Linked DNA regions of Homo sapiens: region 1 is linked to region 2. A link is a contact called in ENCODE Hi-C data. All regions are on one chromosome and are shown on one strand. The core of a region is the stretch at or near the end of the contact, and the rest is flanking DNA. Distances in the headings are between cores, read along the strand shown. Region 1 holds the start of COQ8B (coenzyme Q8B). Region 2 holds the start of HNRNPL (heterogeneous nuclear ribonucleoprotein L).

Region 1 (7,368 bases), core at 287-2,786, 1.9 Mb after region 2:
CCCTTCTGTTCCCTACACTTTCTTGCAAAGTCTCCCTTACAAACCTGACGCCTCTCTTCTGCACGAATATCTTGCCAACCCCCCTTCTTATTTTTACCCCTGGCAGGCTCAACACAATTCCTTTGAATACACATTCTTCCCAGCAAACATTTCCCTTGCACATGGAGCCCCTCCACTTTGCACAAACACCCACATTCTGGCACCCAACCTCCTTCCTTGTGCATATAAATCCCTTGCCTTGCTTGCCAACTGTTTCCCGCTCACGCCTTCAACTCTCTCGTGTACATACCCTCCCCCCCACTTGCACACTGAGTCTCTGTTCCCTCACACACCCTGTTCTCTCCGCTCCCCGCCCACCTGCGGAATGGTGCGACTGGGAGCCCTCTGCTTCCTGTAGGCCTGACATTTCCCAGAACACACTCAGCCAAGATTCCCAGTGCTGAGTCAGGAACCTTGGCATCCCAGAAAACCACCTCCCATCCTATCTTTCTTTCTCTGTGTGTGTGTGTGTGTGTGTGTGTGCGCGCGCGCGTTGGAAAGCCTGCTCTCCCCACAACAGGCTGACTCACCCACTTCTCACAGTCTGGAATAGAGGCATCTGGTTGGGGCATCTTTCCCACCACTGGGAGAGGGAGGGATGCCGATGCTTCCCCCACAGAACCCCGCTGCCCCAACCCCTCTTGTCGGGAATCAGGCCTCTTTGTCTCTATTCCCGTACTGTGTGACCTCAGAAAAGCCCTCATCCCTCTCTGGACTTCTCCTTCCCAACCTGTATGAGGTACTAGGTGGGCTCCTGCCTTCGATTTCTCTCATTGGTCTGTGAAAAGGTGACTCATTTTAGAGCCTTGGACCTGTGCCCAATGTCTCCCCCAGTTGACTCAATTTCAAGACAAACCACCTCCTCTCCCCCTTCAGAGGTGAACGGCTGACTCAGGAGCTGGGTGGCAGCTCAGCCTTGGGGGCAAAATATATCAAAATCACCTAGGACAATAAATAATCCTACTGGGCTACAACTGACAGTGCCAGGCCCGGGGCCACATGCTTCACATACATGAGATCATGTCAGATAGCCCCGTAGCTGCAAGCAAAGGGTAGAGGCCGGCAGATCTCTGAGCCTCTGTTCTCACGTGTAAAATGGAGCCCTGGCATCCCTATTGTTCAGCCTTGGAGAATGAACTGAAATCGTGTCAGGGTCTGATACAGAACAAGTACTCTATACATGACAGAGATTTCTTACGGAAAATCCAATGGAGCGTAAGTCATTTGCTCAGGGTAGCGGAGCTGGGAACTGGCAGAGGAAGGTCTCGAACCCACACCCGTGGGAACTCCAAGTCTTTGAAAGTCCGTCCCGCCCCTGCGTGAAGAATGGGCGCGCGGCTGGACTCGTCACCGGGGGTTTTAGGGAAGGTTGAACTTGTCATTCAACCGTGTAGGGAGGGTGGTTTAGTCACAGGGGTGGAGGGAGGGGGCCCACTGGCGCGCCACCAGGACCCCGGTGCCCTAGATGCATACCTGGCCGCGCTTCGGATGCTCAGAGGCAAACCCCCTCCCCTTGGGAGGCGGAGTCGGACAAGGCTCCGTCTCGTTCCGTTCCGTCACGTCCGGTGGGGCGGGGCTTCGGGGCTTTCCCCTTTGAGGGGAGTATCGGTTAACCCTTGCGCGGCGGGGCGGGCTGGAGCTCCGCGGGCCGGAACCCGGGAGTCGGGGCTCCCCAGCCACACCCCTCGCGGGATTTAAAGGGATAGGAGGGGCCGGGTCGGCCGAAGCCCGAACCGAAGGAGCGGGCATGAGGCGCTGCCCGTGCCGTGGGAGCCTGAACGAGGCGGAGGCCGGGGCGCTGCCCGCGGCGGCCCGCATGGGACTGGAGGCGCCGCGAGGAGGGCGGCGGCGGCAGCCGGGACAGCAGCGACCTGGGCCCGGCGCAGGGGCCCCGGCGGGGCGGCCGGAGGGGGGCGGGCCCTGGGCCCGGACAGAGGGGTCCAGCCTCCACAGCGAGCCTGAGAGGGCCGGCCTCGGGCCTGCGCCGGGGACAGAGAGTCCGCAGGCAGAATTCTGGACAGACGGACAGACTGAGCCCGCGGCAGCTGGCCTTGGAGTAGAGACCGAGAGGCCCAAGCAAAAGACGGAGCCAGACAGGTCCAGCCTCCGGACGCATCTAGAATGGAGCTGGTCAGAGCTGGAGACGACTTGTCTTTGGACGGAGACCGGGACAGATGGCCTTTGGACTGATCCGCACAGGTCCGACCTCCAGTTTCAGCCCGAGGAGGCCAGCCCCTGGACACAGCCAGGGGTTCATGGGCCCTGGACAGAGCTGGAAACGCATGGGTCACAGACTCAGCCAGAGAGGGTCAAGTCCTGGGCTGATAACCTCTGGACCCACCAGAACAGTTCCAGCCTCCAGACTCACCCAGAAGGAGCCTGTCCCTCAAAAGAGCCAAGTGCTGATGGCTCCTGGAAAGAATTGTATACTGATGGCTCCAGGACACAACAGGATATTGAAGGTCCCTGGACAGAGCCATATACTGATGGCTCCCAGAAAAAACAGGATACTGAAGCAGCCAGGAAACAGCCTGGCACTGGTGGTTTCCAAATACAACAGGATACTGATGGCTCCTGGACACAACCTAGCACTGACGGTTCCCAGACAGCACCTGGGACAGACTGCCTCTTGGGAGAGCCTGAGGATGGCCCATTAGAGGAACCAGAGCCTGGAGAATTGCTGACTCACCTGTACTCTCACCTGAAGTGTAGCCCCCTGTGCCCTGTGCCCCGCCTCATCATTACCCCTGAGACCCCTGAGCCTGAGGCCCAGCCAGTGGGACCCCCCTCCCGGGTTGAGGGGGGCAGCGGCGGCTTCTCCTCTGCCTCTTCTTTCGACGAGTCTGAGGATGACGTGGTGGCCGGGGGCGGAGGTGCCAGCGATCCCGAGGACAGGTCTGGGGTGAGTGGGACCCATCCTGCCCTTGAGCCACATCACGCAAAACTCCTTATTCCTCCGCCTTTGCTTAGGAAGTTCTCTACCCATTTACTGTTAGTTGCCCACCAGCAATTTCATCTCCGGGAACCTCTTCCATCCACTGACCTCCTCCCTCTGACAGCCAGGTTACTAATTCACTCCAGGCACCCCTTCTTAATTCTCTCCTTTCCCCTTCCTGCACTGTCTCCACTCCTGGGGGTCTACAATGGAGGGCCACTGACCGACTTTATGGGGCCCAGGAACCCCTGAAATTGTAGGACTAAGGAGCCTGCCGTGCGTGTTCACATACATTGTTGCAGCGACGGTCTGACATCTGTCTAATCCTCTGGAATCTGAAGAACACTGGGATAGGGAGACAGGCAGGGTGCACTTTCTACCCCACATTTCTTAATCTGGGGCCTGTGGCTGTCTTAAAGGGTCACAAACCTTCACCACCCCTTAGCCTATTTGTATGTACATTTTTCTAGGGAGCAAAGCGATTCCCCCAGCTTGCATCAGATTCGCAAAAGGGCTGTGTGACCCCAAACGCCAAAGGATCCTTGGCCTAGCCGGGAGCCCACCTGGTCTCCCCTGTGACCCCTACATCCCCAAGGAGCCCCCTGAACACTCTTGTTTACTTTGTCCACCGTCACCCCCAGCTTGGGTGTGGCTCTCCCCTGGTGAATCAGGAGGACCGGCCGGGCAGGTTCAGGGAGGGCGGGACAGAGCAGAGGCCGGTGTGAAACTGGAGAGCCTCACGTGGGGCTGGGAGCCGTGGGGCTGGGAGCCGAGTCCGGAGTCCATCAGCTTGCCAGCTTGCCTGCTGAGGCCTCTTTTTGCTCTGGGGCCCCTGGCTGGAGTCTGCCCTGAGCCCCGCTTCACCCCACATGCCTTCCTTGGGGACGTGTTCACACATGTGGCCCTAGCTGTGAGAGACAGACCTGCCTTGACGTGCCTGTGCCTGTGTGCAGGGGCTGACCCTCCTGGGCCCCATTGCTTTTTTCTCTCTGCCTGCCCTCTCACTTCCTTGGCATCTCAGAACAGCTGAGCTGGAAGTGGGTGAATAATAATAATAATAATAATAATAATAACAACAACAATTAGCACTCACTCATGTTTAGCCCTGTGCTAAGTGCTGTGCTTTTATTAACTCACTCACTCCTCGCAGCAACCCTAATGAGGTAGATACTTTTTTTTTTTTTCTGAGACAGTCTCGCTCTGTTGCCCAGGCTGGAGTGCAGTGGTGCCATCTCGGCTCACTGCAGCCTTCACTTCCTGGGTTCAAGTGATTGTCCTGCCTCAGCCTCCTGAGTAGGTGAGACACCAGGTGCCCGCCACCACACCTGGCTCATTTCTGTATTTTGAGTAGAGACAGGGTTTCATCATGTTGGCCAGGCTGACCTCAAGACTCCTGACCTCAAGTGATCCACCCGCCTCAGCCTCCCGAAGTGCTGGAATTACCAGCATGAGCCACTGCACCCGGCTGAGGTAGATACTATTATTATCCCCTTTTACAGATGAGGAAACTGAGGCACAGAGAATTCAAGTCACTTGTCCAAGGATATCACCTTGCAAGATGCAGATCAAATAATTCTAATCCTTACTGTACACCAGACACTGTTTTAAGTTTTTTCTTCTTTTTTTTTTTTAGTCTTTTTTGTCAATTTTTTTCTGTCATTTTTTATCTTAAAATAGCATCTATCTTAATTAAGGGCTTTGTATGTGTTAACTCTGAGTCCTTATGACAGCACTGAGATTGTCTCCATTCAACAGATGGGGGCCAGGCTCAGTGGCCCAAGCCTGTAATCCCAGCACTTTGGGAGGCCGAGGCAGGGGGATCACCTAAGGTCAGGAGTTCAAGACCAGCCTGGCCAACATGATGAAACCCTGTCTCTACTAAAATACAAAAATTAGCCAGGCGTGTGATGGCGGGCACCTGTAATCCCAGCTACTTGGGAGGCTGAGGCAGGAGAATCGCTTGAATGTGGGAGGCGGAGGTTGCAGTGAGCCGAGATTGCACCACTGCACTCCAGCCTGGGTGACAGAGCAAGACTCGGTCTCAAAAAAAAAAAAACAAAAACAACAGATGGGGAAGCTGAGGCATAGAGAGGTGAGAGATTCTTTGCTTAGGGTTGGCCACGTCAAGTCAGAGCCAGGATTCTAACTCAGTTCTGGCTGAGTTTCAAACCCATCGTTTAAACCCTCCAGTGTGTAGATCTGTTCCTAACTTGTCTCCCTCCCAGGCCTCCCTATCTCCAGTTTTTTTCTCATCCTTCCAGAATCTGCCTCCATGGCCCAGCTTTGTCTGCTCAGGTGCCCTCTCTGAGAGCAGTCAGGGGCTCAGTGCTGCGTTTGGAGCCTCCGGTCTCCAGGCGCCTTCCCAGAATCGACTTCCTTCCCTCCTCCTGACCCCCTCTGCTGTAACTAGGCCTGAGTACACACTGTTCCTTGAACACTCTTCTGTTGTCCTGCCTCCACGCATTGCTCAAGCCGTTCCCACTGCCCAGCATACCCGTGCTTCCTTCTCCCTTAATTTTGAAATCCTCTCTGACCGTAAAGGCTCAGCTTCCTTTCTCCCTTTCCTCCTTCCTTCCTTCTCACCATCCTGTCCTTTTTTTAAAATTGTGTTCTCTTTCTTTTTCTTTTTTTGGTAGGGATGGGGTCTTGCTATCTTGCCCAGGCTGGTCTTGAACTCCTGGGCTCAAGTGATCCTCCTGCCTCAGCCTCCCAAAGTGCTGGGATTACAGGTGTGCTATCCTATTCTTCTAATGAGACAAAAATCACTCCCTAAGCCCCTACCATGTATTTGGTCCTATGTTAGCTTTGCTGGGGAAACAGCAGTGACCAAGACACTCATGGAGCTCCCAGGCCCATGAAAGAGACAGACCAATCAGCCGACAGTCACAGTTCAGAGTGGTCAGGAGGATGTGTGAGCCCAGAAGGAGGTCACTGGCCAGACACAGGGTATCAGAGAGGGCTTCCTGGAGGAAGGGGCATATAAGCTGAGACCATTGTGAAAAAAATCCGAGAAAGCCCAGATAAACCATTGGATCTAACTTTTTTTTTTTTTTTGGAGGGCGTGCAGTGCGGAGTTTCACTCTGTTGCCTAGGCTGAAGTGCAGTGGCGAGATCTCAGTTCACTGCAACCTCAGCCTCCCGGGTTCAAGTGATTCTCCTGCCTCGGCCTCCCAAGTAGCTGGGACTACAAGCGCACGCCACCACGCCCGGCTAATTTTTTTTTTTAGTAGAGAGTGGGTTTCACTATGTTGGCCAGGCTGGTTCTGAGCTCCTGACCTCAGGTGATCCACCCACCTCAGCCTCCCAAAGTGCTGGGATTACAAGCATGAGCCACTGTGCCCGGCCCGGATCTAACATAAAACAGAGAGAGAAGATATTATGTTTATGATTAAGGGGCCAGGTGTGGTGGCTTATGCCTATAATCCCAGCACTTTGGGAGGCTGAGGTGGGAGGATTGCCTGAGCCCAGAAATTTGAGACCACCCTGGGCAACACAGTGAGACCTCATCTCTACTAAAAGGAAAAAAGAACTAGCTAGATGTGGTGGTATATGCCTGTTTTCCAGCTATTCGGGAGGCTAAAGCAGGAGGATTGCTTGAGCCTGGGAGGCAGAGGTTGCAGTGAGCCAAGATCACACCTCTGCACTCCAGCCTGGGCAACAGAGTGAGATCCTGTCTCAAAAAAAAAAAAAATTACTATTAAAAAAATCCCAACTAACATTCTTCAGTCCAAGCATCAAAGAATGTTTCTGGAGCGTCTGTCGTGTGCCAGGCCATGTGCTGGGGACATAATCATAACCATGACAACCCCAGTCTCTGCCATCATGAGCTTGTAGTCCAGCAAGTGTGTAGGGGATAAGCCCCAAGGCACTGGGATCCAACCAGAGCTAGAACCCCAGCGCTGTGTGGGGTGATGTTAGGTAAGTGGCTTCACCTCTCAGACCCTCTGTTTCCTCCTTTGTAACACCGAGACGATAATCTCCCTGGGGTTGTGTTTTTAGAAATTAAGTAGGTTGTGGCACACTGAGTCTTTGTCATTGTGTCTGGAATGTTCCAGGTACTTAGTAAACAGGAACCTTTATTAATCATCTCTTCCCCAGGGCCGGCAGCTGGATTGGGGAGGGACTAGCCCTTCCCGAACCCTGACTCCCTCTTAACCTTCCCACTGTCAAAGAGATGTCTGTGAGGTAGCTGGGCTCTGAGGGGGCGGGAGAGATGAACACGTCCCTGATCCTGGGGTAGGAGAGGGATGAGCCATACAGTTTCCTTCTCTGGAGGTGACCCACTCTTCCAGTACTTGCTAAGGGACTTGACATGCTTGTGGGGTGCAGAATGTATTCCTGTGTGTGTATGTGTTCATGAATCAGACACTAACCCTGTCTCAAAAAGCTCATAG
Region 2 (6,629 bases), core at 3,945-6,444:
ATCTCCGCCTCCCAGGCTCAAGCGATTCTCCTGCCTCAGCCTCCAGAGTAGCTGGGATTACAGGCGTTCACCACCATGCCTGGCTATTTTTTGTATTATTAGCGACAGGGTTTCACCACGTTGGCTAGGCTGGTCTCGAACTCCTGACCTCAGGTATCTGTCCACCTCGGCCTCCGAAAGTGCTGGGATTGCAGGCATGAGCCACTGTGCCCGGCCCCATATCCCCTTTTAAATAAATTCCTTTTCCCAGGGGCACATTTTCTCAGGACCTCTTGAGACTATGTTCCCCAAATCTTTGTCACTCATATTTGAACTTAGAATAAACATCTTTAAAAATAAATTCCTAGCCAGGCGCGGTGGCTCACACCTGTAATCTGGGAGGCTGAGGCAAGTGGATTGCCTGAGGTCAGGAGTTCGAAACCAGATCTCTACTAAAAATAAAAAAAATTAGCAGGCGCCTATAATCCTACTAGGAAGGCTGAGGCAGGAGAATTGCTTGAACCCAGGAGGCAGAGGTTGCAGTGAGCTGAGATCGCACCACTGCACTCCAGCCCAGGCAACAAGGGCTAAACTCCATCTCAATAAATAAATAAGTAAATAACAGAAAGAAAACAAAAAGAAAAATAAATTCCTTTGTATCTCCCAACACACTGCTCTCTCCCCTAAGATCTGCACGTCCACACGATATGCCTGGTCCTTTAACTGCCTCCCTACTCAGTCACTGGGCTCTGTGAAGGCATCTGGCACATGGCAGCCACTCCCGTGGTCAGCAGACACATGCTGGCTCAAAGAATGGCCACTGTCAAGCCCTGCAAGAGTCCCTACCCTAAGGAACACCTGTTTTCCAGCAAAGGATATTCCACCATCGCCTGAACTCCATTCTTCCTGAAAATGACAATTCTCTGGACAGGGCCACAAGGATTACAGATAGTGTAAAGAACATCCTGCAAAAGCAAACACAGGCAAGATGAAGGGGCACTGGCAGATCAGTCTGGCTTGGGGGAGGGAATAAGGGGAGAAAAGGAAGGGAGACCTCACAAGAAATGCCTGCTGGCACGTACCGTGGTGATCGAATAAATGGGGTTCAGGATGGTAAAGAGAAGCACACTGTTCACGCTCCGGGAGTCATCCGAGTCCCCAGGGCGGGAGATCTTCTGGCTGGTAGAGTAGTTGACAAAAGCTGGGTGACCAGCAATGTATATTTGGTTGTCGGCTGCGTAGTTCACTGCGTTGCAAGCCCCCAACACATCTTCAAACTCCACCAGTGCTTGTCTCTTTTTAGGCATTACCACCACATAGCTGGCAGAGAGAACACAGGTTTCAATCCTCTCAGGAAAATGTAGACAGGAGGAGGGTATCATTTGATTTTTTGAGAACTGACTCCTCCATGGCCTCTGAACTCCTCTGCAACCCTATCATGGTTCCCCGACCTGAACACCCTGTGCCACAAGTAGTACCAAAAGCCAAAGAGGTCTAGCTGAGCCATCATGTCCCTCTGGGAAGCCTTCCTGACCTCTCCTCACCAGACTGTCAGATGCCACCCACAGACGGCTTCTTGAGCTTACACTATGACAGTGCAAATCACTCTAGGAGGGCAACTTTCTAAGAGAAGCATCCAGATACAGCTCACTACTGTATTTGCAGTATATAGCATGCACCAAATATTCAGTAACTACTTGCTGAATGAAAGAACACTGGCCAGGAGCAGTAGTAGCTCATGCCTGTAACCCTAAAACTTGGGAGGGCTAGGTGGGCAGACTGCTTGGGCCTAGGAGTTTGAGACCAGCCTGGCCAACATGGCAAAACCTCACCTCTACAGAACAATATAAAAATTAGGCCGGGCGCAGTGGCTCACGCCTGTAATCCTAGCACTTTGGGAGGCCGAGGCGGGCAGATCACGAGGTCAGGAGATTGAGACCATCCTGGCTAACACAGCGAAACCCCATCTCTACTAAAAATACAAAAAATTAGCCGGGTGGGGTGGCCAGCGCCTGTGGTCCCAGCTACTCGGGAGGCTGAGGCAGGAGAATGGCGTGAACCCACGAGACAAAGCTTGCAGTGAGCTGAGATTGTCACTGCACTCCAGCCTGGGCGACAGAGCAAGAGACTGTCTCAAAACAAACAAACAAACAAAAAATATATATATGTAAAAATTAGCCGGGCATGGTGGCGCATGCCTATAGTCCCAGCTACTCAGCAGGCCGAGGCAGAAGGACTGCCTGAGCCTGGGTGAGACTGCACCACTACACTCCAGCCTGGGCCACAAAGCGAGACCTTGCTCTGTCTGAAAAAGAGAACACTGACTAGAAACTACAAGGCAGAGGAAAAACGAAGGAAGGAAAAAGGGTCATGGAACTTGCTGTAATCTGACACAAAGTACAATGGCCAACCCAAAAGCAGAGCGGCCACAGAATCTAGACCAGGATGGCAACAAAATCACTATTTCCAACCAGAAATCGTGGACACACAAGGACACCCAGGAGTCAACTTTGGAAGCCCAACACCTGGCCTCTGAGCCCAGTACCTGATGGGTCCAAACTCCTGCAAGGCCTCCACAAGGTCTGCTTCCACCACACCGTCAATCAGGCCCCTGATGTGGACAACTGGGGAGGCAGGGGTTTTGTGCGGGTCATCGTAGTTCTCCTGAGAAAGGAAGCAAAAACAAGAATTATTTTCTTGCTGTACAAGATGACGCCCCACTGGCCTCTGTACTGTTGTAGACCCAGTCAGATAAAACAGTTGGAGGTCATCCGTGAAGGATGCACAGGAAAGACTAGGGGCAGCAATTGAAGCCAATCAGCCCAGAAGGATTCTGGGTCAGCAGAACAGTGGTCCTGAGTGGGTGATCACTTGCCCACTGGCTCTTGCTGTAGCTTCTGAGGAAGGTATAACGGAGGGAGGGCCACACAAGTCCCAAATCTTACGTTCTTCCAGGGACCCCCCTCTCTTCCCACTGGTCCACTCGACCAAGGAAACATGGGAAAAGAGTAGCTGGAAAAGGAGATACACTGGCAGCAAGGGCTCTAACAGCTATCTGCTACAGTTTGAATGAGGACATCCCCTTTGCATGTGCCCCAAATTCCTTGCCCTTTAACTGGCTGAGCCACCATCATCTAGCTAAGCACACCTGTTCCCCACCACTCACACCCAGGTTCAGTCAGGGCAAAAAACAACACATGCCCCAGAAACTGGGGCAGCCAGGCCAGTCTTGACCCCTTCTAGTCTTGAATCGCCCTCCCACCAAAATCTGCTTTGGAAATTACTGCCTAGGTCAGACTAAGAAAAACCAGACAAGAAAAGTCTTTTATTTATTTTTTGAGATGGAGTCTCACTCTGTCACCCAGGCTGGAGTGCTATGGCGTGATCTTAGTCCACTGCAACCTCCGCCTCCCAGGTTCAAGCGATTCTCCTGCCTCAGCCTCCCGAGTAGCTGGAATTACAGGCCCTCGCCACCACACCTGGCTAATTTTTTTGTATTTTTAGTAGAGACGGAGTTTTGCCATGTTGACCAGGCTGTTCTCGAACTCCTGACCTCAGGTAATCTGCCTGCCTCAGCCTCCCAAAGTGCTGGGATTATAGGCATGAGCCCCCACTCCCGGATGGAAAGTCTTTTAGAAAGACCAGAGACTCCAACCCATACCATTAAGAACCGACTGCTCCTTCCTAAGAGAAGTATCTTACACCCACCGACAAAAGCCTCTGGTCATCAGGAGAAAGATTAACTCTCTTCCGCCTCTCCTGGGCTCTGGGGCCGGCCCCCTGTCTGAGAATCACTGGGCAGAAGTGCGTGGAAGGTGGGTAGAATTGGATTCTATTTCAGGAGCGATCCACGCGAACCACAGGGTGAGGCACTCCCGCCAGGTTAGCAGCTCCCACAAATGGGAGTTCTAACTCCAGCCCTGCCCCTCACTAGCTGTGCCACCTACAGTAATTCACCTCATCTCATCTCTCTCCTGGCCCATTTCCTCCTTTGTAAATCGGGAATCCCAGTATCTCCCCCAACCTCAGGAAGCGTTAAGGATTTTCAATTAAGATGTCTTTAAAATGTGTGGGACAAGGCCAAGATTAAAACGCTAGCAACTCGTAACCCCTAAACCCTGGAAAACCCTGCAAATAGGCGGCCCTGTAAGACTTCAAGATTTTGGAAAGAGTGGGGACTGGGCCCCACTCCAAAAGCAACGACTGGTGTTTTCGGAGGGACTGATTACAGGGGGTCGAAATGCTTCCAACATGGCCAGGAAATAGTTTGGTTTATCAAATCCTCGGTACCCAGTGAATCCCCGGAAACTGTAAGCAAACTTGTGATGGTTTCAAGGCTTCGCTCAACTCCTAAAAGGCTAAAAGTGCATTTCACAAGTCCTCTTCCCATTTTCAATGCCTACAAAAATGAGAGCATCTAGGCTCAAACACATCCATTTCTGTATAGACACAAGGCTGGGCCTTAGAGATTAAGCTGCCATCAGACGGAATTCCCCACTCTAGAGAACAAGGCCGCCGCCCACCCGTTCCCGCTCACCAGGCGCTCCCCTAACCGCCCACGAGGCCGGGCGGGAACACTGCGCCTGCGCATGGAGCCAGCGAAGAAAATGATAAAGGGGAAAAAAACCGGCCGGGCCGCGTGCCCGGCCCCCACACGCCAGCCCGCGGCGCCTGCGCACTGGGCCATTCGCCTCACGAGCTACTTCCTCTGCGCTCCCCCACACCCCGCTCCGGACCCCGCGCACGCGCAGGCGCCTGTCCTCGCGCAAACCCCGCCGTTTGCCCAACGGCCGCCCCTCCCCCACACCGTCAACGACGCGATGGCCTGGGCGCGTGCGCAGAGGCCCCCCTCAAAAAATAAAATGCCCTCAAGCTGGGAAATTGTCCCCCAGTTCCCGGCCTTCCCAGCGCCTAGGGCCCTGGCCTCACCCCACCGCCGCCGCCGCCCGCCGCCCCGGCTCCTCCACCGCCACCGCCGCCGCCTCCGTGCTGGTCGCCGGCGTTGTCAGTCTTGAGCCGCTTAGGGGCCCGGCCGCCCTCACTGCCGCCGCCGTAGTAGCGGCCACCGCCGCCTCCGCCGCCCGCCGCCGCCATCTTCACCATCGCTCCCGACCGCCTCCGCTGCTCGTCCGGCTGCTGCCTCTGCTCCAGCCGCCGACGCCGCTTCTCCGCCCGGGGCAGCAGCCTCCGCGACATGGCGGCGCAGAACCCGCCTCCCCCCGCCTCTCATTGGGGGAGGGACACGCCCGTCACCCGCCGCCCCCACCCGATAGGGGGAGCCACTGGTCCCGCCGCGGGGGGAGGGTAGGCCGCCACACGCCTTGCGCGCTTATTGGACATTGCCCACGCCGTTCTGCAGGAGGGCCCGCCCTTGTTTGTCTGAGACACTCCTTATAGGTGGTCGCTTTCTGCCAGTCTTTCCGTCGACCCCGCCGCCTTAAAATAAAATCCAATTTGATAGGTCGGATTTCTGGCGCTGCTGGCCTCCCTAAAAGCACCTGATAGGAACGGCGCTCTAAACCTCCCAAGAATCTCCGCCTCCCTCCCACTTTCATTGGTCTCCTCGCTAATCCGTCAGCACCAGTCACAATGACGACCTTCCCGCGCCACTTCGCAAGGAGACAAGGAAGCCCCGCCCTTTTTTGGTCTCTCTCCAGTGGTGGTTACAGATGCCCATTCTTCTGCGTCTCCACTGATTGGTCAATGGAGAGTGGAGCGCACCCTCTCACCAGATGGTAGGACTGTTGATACGCTCTGATTGGATGAAATGGGGAGCCCCGCCCCAGGGTAGGCGCTCTTTGGTGCAGTATACGAAACGAGCGAAGGCGAGAACGCATGCGCAAATACGCTTTCAGGCACCGCCCAGAGGCGGGGCCCCCTTATGGAGCGACCGCTGTGTGTGCGCCGGAAGGCTAGACCAAGATTGACAGGAACTCCCAGGGTATCTCTGTCGCCATCACTATACCGTGTTCATTTCTACCTCTAGGAGGAATTGTTAAAATCCCAAATCTGAGCCTTTTCCTCAGTAGAAAACCACTCGCTGCTGCCGACTGTCTTCGGACCCTGTCCAGTTCTAAATTCAGCCGCAACCCCTTTCAGTTTCCCTTGGGAGAAGGCTCTTCCGCGCACTCTCCATGTGTGCCCATGCAGTCCCTTCCACCTGCAATAGTCCACTACCCCTCCTGCAGGAGCTAAGGGCCAAGTCATCTTGTCCGTGCGATCTAAATTAACAGGTCCCTGCCATCCCAGACCCCCAGGATTCCCTTCAAAGCCATAACTCGGGCCAGTGGTTTTCACCTGACAGCTCGACCCCTCTGAGCACCACAGGAGGTCCTGGCCCCGACCCTGGAGAGGGTGGCCACCTACCAAGCGCCCAGTACAGCACCTGGCACAGTGCAAGCCCCCTGCACAGGGGAGGCGTTCTTGTGATCTGTGCCTGCGTCGGGCCTTTCTTCCTCAAGGGCGGGGTAAGACCACCCGCACTGCACCAAGAGAATGTCGGAGGGTATCTCCAGACTCCGGCGAAGCCCAACTGGCGGAGCCTGGGGGGTGGAGAGGAGCGCGCCCCAGTTATCACGCGCAGGCAGCGGGGTCAAACGGGGATTAACCCGGGATCCCGTCCTACGGCATTTAACATTATGGGGCTGCCC

Evidence for each region. Hi-C counts contacts between places; a loop is a spot of excess contacts on that map. Pooled maps may share reads with other maps.
Region 1: a map of CD8-positive, alpha-beta T cell shows a loop between it and region 2 (11-fold over the local background). The contact joins the promoter of COQ8B here to the promoter of HNRNPL in region 2. A Hi-C loop is called at or near these places in 1 of 168 maps with a recorded cell type or tissue (CD8-positive, alpha-beta T cell) and 7 of 50 pooled maps.

What each region holds. Positions count from the first base shown.
Region 1 is chr19:40,715,350-40,722,717 of GRCh38, forward strand. It overlaps COQ8B (coenzyme Q8B), which reads right to left and starts at 1,537. Exons shown (of 15, transcript NM_024876.4): 1 at 1,238-1,537. ITPKC (inositol-trisphosphate 3-kinase C) reads left to right here and starts at 1,763. Exons shown (of 7, transcript NM_025194.3): 1 at 1,763-2,941. The coding sequence starts at 1,787. RefSeq lists silencers at 284-333, 1,654-2,013 and enhancers at 1,004-1,083, 3,587-4,288.
Region 2 is chr19:38,844,792-38,851,420 of GRCh38, forward strand. HNRNPL (heterogeneous nuclear ribonucleoprotein L) reads right to left here and starts at 5,195. Exons shown (of 13, transcript NM_001533.3): 1 at 4,909-5,195; 2 at 2,525-2,643; 3 at 1,062-1,299; 4 at 859-944. The coding sequence starts at 5,175. RefSeq lists enhancers at 3,456-4,394, 4,233-4,322, 4,395-5,332, 5,483-5,572, 5,903-5,972 and silencers at 4,523-5,062, 5,073-5,332.